Linked DNA regions of Homo sapiens: region 1 is linked to region 2. A link is an interaction called in ENCODE POLR2A ChIA-PET data of the cell type or tissue named here. Cell type or tissue: A673. All regions are shown on one strand.

Region 1 (4,000 bases), 360 kb before region 2:
CTTTTCTACCCATTTAGTTTTTTTTTTTTTTTTGAGACCAGTCTCACTCTGTCGCCCAGGCTGGAGTGCAGTGGCGTGATCTCGGCTCAGTGCAACCTCCACCTCCCAGATTCAAGCAATTCTCCTGCCTCAGCCTCCCGAGTAGCTGGGATTACAGGCACCCACCACCAAAGCCCAGCTAATTTTTGTGTTTACTAGAGACGGGGTTTCACCATGTTGGCCAGGCTGGTCTCACACGCCTGACCTCAGGTGATGCACCCGCCTTGGCCTTCCAAAGTGTTGGGATTACAGGCATCAGCCACTGCACCCGGCTGTGGTTTCTTTTCTTTTTTTTTTTTTTTTTTTTTTTTTGAGATGGAGTTTCACTCTTGTTGCCCAGGCTGAAGTGCAATGGCAGGATCTCGGCTCACTGCAACCTCTGCCTTCTGGGTTCAGGTGATTCTCCTGCCTCAGCCTCCCGAGTAGGTGGGACTACAAGCATGCACCACCATGCCTGGCTAATTTTGTATTTTTAGTAGAGACGGGGTTTTGCCATGTTGGCCAGGCTGGTCTCGAACTCCTGACCTCAAGTGATCTGCCTGCCTCGGCCTCCCAAAGTGTTGGGATTACAGGCGTGAGCCATCACGCCCAGCCCCGGCCGTGTTTTTCTTATACGTATGTTTCTTACACAACATACAGATGAATCTTCCTTATTCAGTCTCACAATCTCTGCCTTTTACTTGAAGGTATTTAGATCATTTATATTTGAGTCATTTTTTTTAATATGGCTGGATTTAAATTTACTATCTTGCTATTTATTATTTGTCCCATCTCTTGTTATCTTTTTCAGCCTTCTTTTATGATTCCATTTTATTATTTTTGTTGATTAGATATACCTACCCATTTTGATTTTTTTAGTGGTTGCTTTTGGGTTTATATTACGTATCTTTAACTTATCAATAAACTTTTAAGTAAAATTATACCACATCACATGTCATATACTTCCATATCCTCTTCCCTGGCCTTTTTGTTACCGTTCTACATTTTTGTCTCTACATATGGTATAAATTCCGCAATACATTACTATTTAATATATGTTATTTTATTTTAGAGACAGGGTCTCATTCCATTGCCCAAGCTGGAGTGGAATGGTGTGATCATAGTTCACTGCAACCTCCAATCACTGGGCTCAAGCAATCCTCCTGCCTCAGCCTAGAGAGTAGCTAGGAATACTGGTATGTGCCACCATACCCAGCTAATTTTTGTATTTTTTGTAAAGATGGTGTCTCATTTTGTTGCCTAGCTGTCCTTGAACTCCTGGCTTCAAGCAATCCTCCCACCTCAGCCCCTCAAAGTGCAGGGATTACAGGCATGAGCCACTGCACCCGGCCAAACATTTAATTTGAAACAGTTAATTGTCTTTTAAAAAGATGTTATGTTTACCTATAAATTTATCATTTCTGTCACTTTTCATTCCTTTGTGTAGATCCAGATTTCCAATATTTGGTATTCTCCTTGATGGACTTTACATTTCTTGTGGAACAGGTCTGTTGGTGATAAATTATATGTATCCGAGAAAACGCTTTGCCTCAGTGGCACGATCTCAGCTCACTGCAACCTCTGCCGCCCAGATTTCAAGCAATTCTCGTGCCTCGGCCTCCTGAGTAGCTGGGACTACAGGCGCCCACCACCGCGCCTGGCGGTTTTTGCTTTTTTTTTTCTTTTTGAGACCGGGTCTCACTCTGTAGTCCAAGTTGGAGTGCAGTGGTGCAATCTCGGCTCACTGCAACCTTTGCCTCAAGTGATTCTCCTGCCTTAGCCTCCCAAGTAGCTGGGACTAGAGGCGCGCGCCACCACACCCGGTTAATTTTTTTCTATTTTTAGTAGAGACCAGGTTTCACCACGTTGCCCTAGGTGGTCTCGAACTCCTGAGCTCAGATGATCCACCCGCCTTGGCATCCCAAACTACTGGGATTACAGGCGTGAGCCACAGCACCTGGCGTACTTTTGTACTTTTAGTAGAGATGGGGCTTTCACCATGTTAGCCAGTTTGGTCTCGAACTCTTGGCCTCAAGTGATCCGCCCATCTTGGCCTTCCAAAGTGCTGGGATTATGGGTGTGAGTCACTGCGCCCAGCCTGCCTTCATTTTTAAAACGTATTTTTACTGGGTATAAAATATAGGATGACAGTTTTTCTTTTCAGCATTTTAAAGATTTTGCTGCACTGTCTTGCAACTTGCATTGTTTTCATGAGAAATATGCTGTCACTTTTGTATTTGCAAAATACCTAAGTATATAAGGAAGATTTCTTCCCTCAAGCTGCTTTTAAGGTTCTCTTTATGTGAATTTTTATACAATTTGATTATGATCATAACATTTCTTAATGTAGTTTTTATCCTGTTTCTTGCAATTGGGGTTCATTGAGCTTCTTGGATCTGTAAGTTTATAATTTTCATTAAATTTGGAAATTTTTTAACCATTGTTTCTTCAAATATTTTTTAGGTCCACCACCTTTTCTCTCCTTTGGGTACTTCAATTACAGAATTTGGCTGCCTGACATTCCACAACTCGATGACGTGCTGTTTATTTAATTTTTCAGCCTTTTCTCTGTGTTTCATTTTGGATCATTTCTGTTGTTATGTTTTCATGATCACGAGTTTTTTCTTCAGCATTGTCTAAACTGCATTTAATTTCATCCAACATACTTTTCATCCCGTTGCCACCTACATTTCTTAAAGCTTGATTTGGGTCTTTTTTATATCTTCCATAGCTCTCCTTAATGTGCCCATTCTTTCATCCTTTTCAAGCTTTCTTTAAAGCTTATTAGGTAGGATCAGAGCAGTTTGAATCTGTACATAATTTGAGTCATTAGACATAATGTGGCCCATGTAGTACAAGAACCTTTGTCACTCTGGCTGGTAAGAATACAAACTATTCCTGGCCCTGTGAGAATTGTTCTACCCATTTCTTTGCAGTGCTTTCCTCGTATAGACACACTGACTAGTAAGTAATCAGCTAAGACTCCAGAAATCTTTCCAGATCTCCTGAATTTTTAAAACACTTCTGGCAATCGGTCCTGCAAATTCTAACCATCGTAGGCTCTCTATATTTCTCAACTCTGTCTCCTCAAGTCAGGGAGACCTCTAAGTCAGTTTGGGTTTCCCCTACCCGCTCTATGGCCTGAAAACTACAGGCAGTAAGATAGGGTAAGCAGAAGACTCACCTTCTCTGCCCATTATCTTTTGTTTTTATCATACTTTGTCTTGATATTTAGTTGTTTAAGGTGGACTGGTGTGATAGCATGCTTGCACAGCTATATCAAAGTACAAGCTGGATGGCTTAAATAACAGAAATGCATTGTCTTACATTTCTGGAGGCTAGAAGTCCAAAATCAAGCCCAAAATCAACATCAGCAGAGATAGTTCCGTCTGAGGGCTGTGAAAGAAGGATCTGTTTCCAGGCCTCTATCCTTGGCTTGTAGTTGGCCATCTTCTCCCTATGTCTCTTCACATCATCTTCCCTATATGTGTGTCTGTTTCCATATTTCCCCTTCTTATAAGGACACCAGTCATATTGGATTTCGACCTGCTCTAATGACTTCATTTAAACTTGATTACCTTTGTAAAGACCCTCTCTCCAAATAAAGTCATATTCTGAGGTACTGGGAGGTTACAACTTCAATATATGAACTTTAGAGGGACACAATTCAATCCATACAATCAATCCTTACTATTCCAACATGGGCAAAAGTGAAAGATAATAAATTATATTTGAACAGGGAGAACCGTACACCCCTGATAGATAGCCATAACTTTGGTCTTACTTCAATAGTCACTCTTGTAGCAGAGCAAGTCCCCTAGAGACACCCTGGAATCTATGCCTATGAAGTTTTTCCAAGAGATATTGGTTGCTGTCAGGAATAAGACTTCTAAGCCAGGACAGCTCCTACACCTGCCTGATGTGAATCTTGTCATTTGAGCAGTTATCTGGGGCTGGAGGAAGGCCCAAAAAGATGCTCCCA
Region 2 (4,000 bases):
GCGCCCGGCCGAGTATGCCACTTTCTTACCGGCTTTCCTCTCAGCACCACTGTGGACACCAGTCCAGTCTGATCATCTGATACATATGAGATCTCATTTGATCACAAGAGGAGGTCTTGTCATCCTCATTATACACTTGAGGAAACTGAGGCCCAGAGGGTAAAGGGTTGTACTTTATTAAAGTTGACAAATGGACTAAGTGGGCCCTGAATGCAGGCTTTTGGGACTCATTCCCTTGCCTGGGATCTTCCTACTGGACCCTACTTCTGCATATAAAAAGTGACACCTAACCTCAGTCAACAATTAAATGCTGTACTAGAGCCATCCCAGGACATCCCAGCCTCCTCTGTGCCTGGCTGAACCCCTCAGGTTCTTCAGCTAGAACATGGGGAGGAAGAGATAAGGAAGGTAAGAGAGAAGAGAAAGGGAAGATAGAGAAAATTGGTGGCAATTCTGAGGTTGGACCCTGTGTTCAGGCTGCCACGAGGTGCCATTTTGTGAGGAGAGAATATGTCCTCTCAGGATACCGGCCTCCCCCACCGGTGTGTTGCCGTGTCAACTGATTGAGCCCAAAGGCTGGCTTGGAAATTTACCACCAACGGAGGCTTAATTAGCCCTTTAATTTCCTTCCAGCGGAAGTTTGCTCAGGTGGTTCCTAGCCCTGCTTTCTTGGGCTCCTCCCTCCTCTCACTTTCCTACAGCTCTAGCTCACCAGGAATCTGAGGCCCATTCTGGGTGTTGACACCAGGGGGAAGAGCAGCAGATTACTGAGGGCAAACAGTAAATTAAATGAACACGACTGTTTATACAGAACTTTACCAACACACTGTCACAACACTTATCTTACTTTATCCTCCCAACAATACCAAGAAAAGGATATTATTATGAAACCTGTTTTGCAGTTAACAGATCTGCAGCTCAGAAAGTCAAAGACAGCAACTGGTCCAAGGTCACATGCCAAGAAGTGGCAAAGCTAGAATTTGCTTGACCCCAAAATCCATACTCTTTCTGCTGCCCTTCACACTGTCTGTTCATTAAGTGCTTACAGTGTTTAATGAAATGACACATAAGTGCTGAAGGAACACTAAAATTAAGGGGGGAGGATGAGAATGAGGGTAATTTTAAGAGGCTTCTTGGAGGATGTGATAAGGACAGAAGTGGGTGCCAAAGTGCAGGGAATATTGTTAAAATATATTTTTGTCTTGTTCCCATAGGGATTTAAAGTGGCAGGAAAAGATCGACAGAGTGAGGGCCTGCACCGTTTTTTTCTTCCTCCTGGTTTGGTCCTGACTCTAGCCTAAGTTTTCCACCAGTTGTGCTGCTACAGATTATCTCCCAGCAGTTCATTTGATCACTCAAGAACAAACAGACAAAACCATGAAAAGAGTTTATATAGACTTTACATAAAAACCACTAGAAGATTTTATAGTCTGGTGGAAAGACAAGCACGTTGGCAATTCATATACACAGTTTCATTGGAGAGAGGATAGAAGAGAAGTTAGGAAGGCTGTGAAGTTTGACTTTCTGGCTCGGGTCTTTTACCAGCTGTATGGCTTCAGGCAAGGTGTTTAATCTCTGAATCTCATTACTTTATCTGTAAAATAAGTATGAAAATGGGACCTCGCTCAGAAAGTTGTAAGAATTAGCACAGTGCCTGGCACAGCCCGTCTAAACAAATGGCAGCCAGTCATTATTTCTGCCTGTGGGTATGGGAGGAAATGCGAGTCATACAGGAGGAAGCATTTGAGCTGAATTGGAATGGTAATTAGCGACTGCCTTGGCAGGGAAGGGGAAAAGGCTGATCCAGGCAGAGGGTGCAGCATGAGCAAAGCACTGAGACTTAGAGGAACACAATGTTTGGGGCCTATGGAGTTGTCCAGGTTGGTCAGAACCTGAGGAGAAAAGAATGGAGAGGGGTGGCAAGAGCTGAAGGCAGTGAAATTGTTAGGTTAGAAAACCAGGGATAAGTTTAGCATCCTAGCAGGCAGTATAACTTAGGGGTTAAACTCCCAGCTCTGACATTTGCTAACCTGGGCAAGTACTTAACCTCCCTGTGCCTCTCAGTTTATTTGTCTTACTCCAAAGAGCTGGTTATGAAGACTGATGAAGTAGTGCATGAAAAGTGCTTGTCACAGTGCTTGACACTTAGTAAGTACTCAATTCGTGTTAACAATTATTATTATTTGATTATAACAATTATTACTATTTATCCTGACTCCTTAGAGCTAGAAGGGGCCTTAAAAAAGTAATCTAGTCTAATATCCCTATTTAAAGAGGAGAATCCAAGGCGCAGGGTGCACAGTATTCATAAGCCCACAAAGCAAGTTAGTGGTAGGATTAAACCATACCCAGGCCTCCTGCCTCCCAGCCTTACAGCTGTGTGGCTCCCTTGCCATTCATTGTCAGGCTGCCTCTGACAGGCTCTTCCTCGCTCCTCAGATGTTTGTCCCCTGTCCCTTGTAAATAAATTTCAAGGCATTTGCTTTGTGGAGATGAGTGTTGATCCTATTTTTAGAACACTCTGCCACCTGTATGCAAATGATCCTCAGGGGACTCGTCTGCTATGGTGACTTGGGCCAACTCCTGAAAGAAAGCAGCTATGAGACCAGAGGGAAAACAGCCCAGGGTAGGATGGGGATCCTGGACTCCTGATTTCTCTATCTAGTTAAGTCTCTGAACTCCTCTTGCCTGCTCTGTATATGTTAACTCCTTGTGTCTCCATTTGGAAATGAGTTCAGAAATAGGTCCCTGGGGCCAGGCGCAGTGGCTTATGCCTGTAATTCTAGCACTCTGGGAGGCTGAGGCTGGCGGATCACTTGAGGTCGGGAGTTTGAGACCAGCCTGGCCAACATGGTAAAACCCTGTCTCTACTAAAAACATAAACATTAGCTGGGTAGCTGGGTGTGGTGACACATACCTGTAATCGCAGCTACTCAGGAGGCTCAGGCAGGAGAATCGCTTGAACCCGGGAGGCAGAGATTGCAGTGAGCCAAGATTGCGCCACTGCACTCCAGCCTGGGAGACAGAGGGAGACTCTGTCTAAGAAAAAAAAGAGTAAGTAAGAGTAAGTCCCTGGGCCAGGTGCCAAGCCAAGGTTTTGGCTTTGGAATGTCATGTCAGAGGGTGCTGTAGAACCCAGGGCTGTGGGCATTCACATCGGCTATGGTGTTGGCTCAGCTTCTGGAGAAATATTTATTGTTTTCAGGAAAATAGAAGTAATTGGGGGATTAGAGGGAGAAAAATCACCTTAATATACAACCCAATGATTCTGCCCTGCAAAACGGGAGAGAACTGGAACTCATGAGATGACAAGAAGGAGAGGGAGGGCAAGGCCTCAAACTTCGCTCATAAAGGTCAACGCCCCCTGGCCTTTGGCAGAAGCAGCAGTGACCTGATCCTCAGTGGCCTTACTATTTAGCACACACTAACTGAATGTCTTCCGGGTGATAGGCCCTATGTTGGACACACTAAACCCTTCAGTGGCTTTCTGTTCTCGTCAGGACGACATCCAAGCACCTTGACCTGGCATTCAAGACCTCCGTGATCTAGCTACAGCCTCACTTCCTACTTCCTCTCCTGTCTACTATTTTAAGTACTATGTTTCCAGGAATCTAAGATGCTATCAATTCTAAGATACATCCTTTTTTAAAGATATTAAAATGTGAAAAAGTGGACATCTGAGAATCTATGAAATATGGTATTTTACAAACCATTGAAAATGGAACTGCTTGCTTTCTCCCCAGATGCTGTGCTGTTTCAGGCTTCTCTATTTTTTTAAGCTATTTTATTATGGAAAATTTCAAACACACACTCGAGTAGGGAGAATAAGTAGTACATGAACTCTGTCCTCCAGCTACAACAGTGATCCACTCATGGTTGGTTCACATGCTTTTCCTATACTTCCTTCTCCCTGGACTGGTAATAATAATAAGAATAGCAACTGCCAGTGCTTACTAAGGATTTAGTTTTTTTCTTAAATGTATAAGTTAATATATGCTTA

The links. ChIA-PET counts read pairs that join two places held together with the same protein. Peaks named below come from ENCODE experiments on the same cell type or tissue, not always from the same donor. Only the 100,000 strongest peaks of a DNase experiment are listed, where the experiment ranks them.
Region 1: POLR2A ChIA-PET joins it to region 2 with 5 read pairs; 3 of 35 experiments call an interaction of 5 or more read pairs at or near these places.

Annotation. Positions count from the first base shown.
Region 1 is chr1:52,312,517-52,316,516 of GRCh38, reverse strand. The region is part of intron 13 of ZFYVE9 (zinc finger FYVE-type containing 9); the gene reads right to left. Among named protein-coding and RNA genes, the nearest start is that of CC2D1B, 52 kb to the left of the region's middle. In A673, no CTCF peak of the experiment used is centred here; no DNase peak of the experiment used is centred here.
Region 2 is chr1:51,954,452-51,958,451 of GRCh38, reverse strand. The region is part of intron 2 of RAB3B (RAB3B, member RAS oncogene family); the gene reads left to right. Among named protein-coding and RNA genes, the nearest start is that of RAB3B, 34 kb to the left of the region's middle. In A673, a CTCF peak has its summit at 771 (motif pointing right); DNase peaks (open chromatin) are centred at 651, 1,741, 2,411 and 3,081; H3K27ac peaks cover 3,789 bases.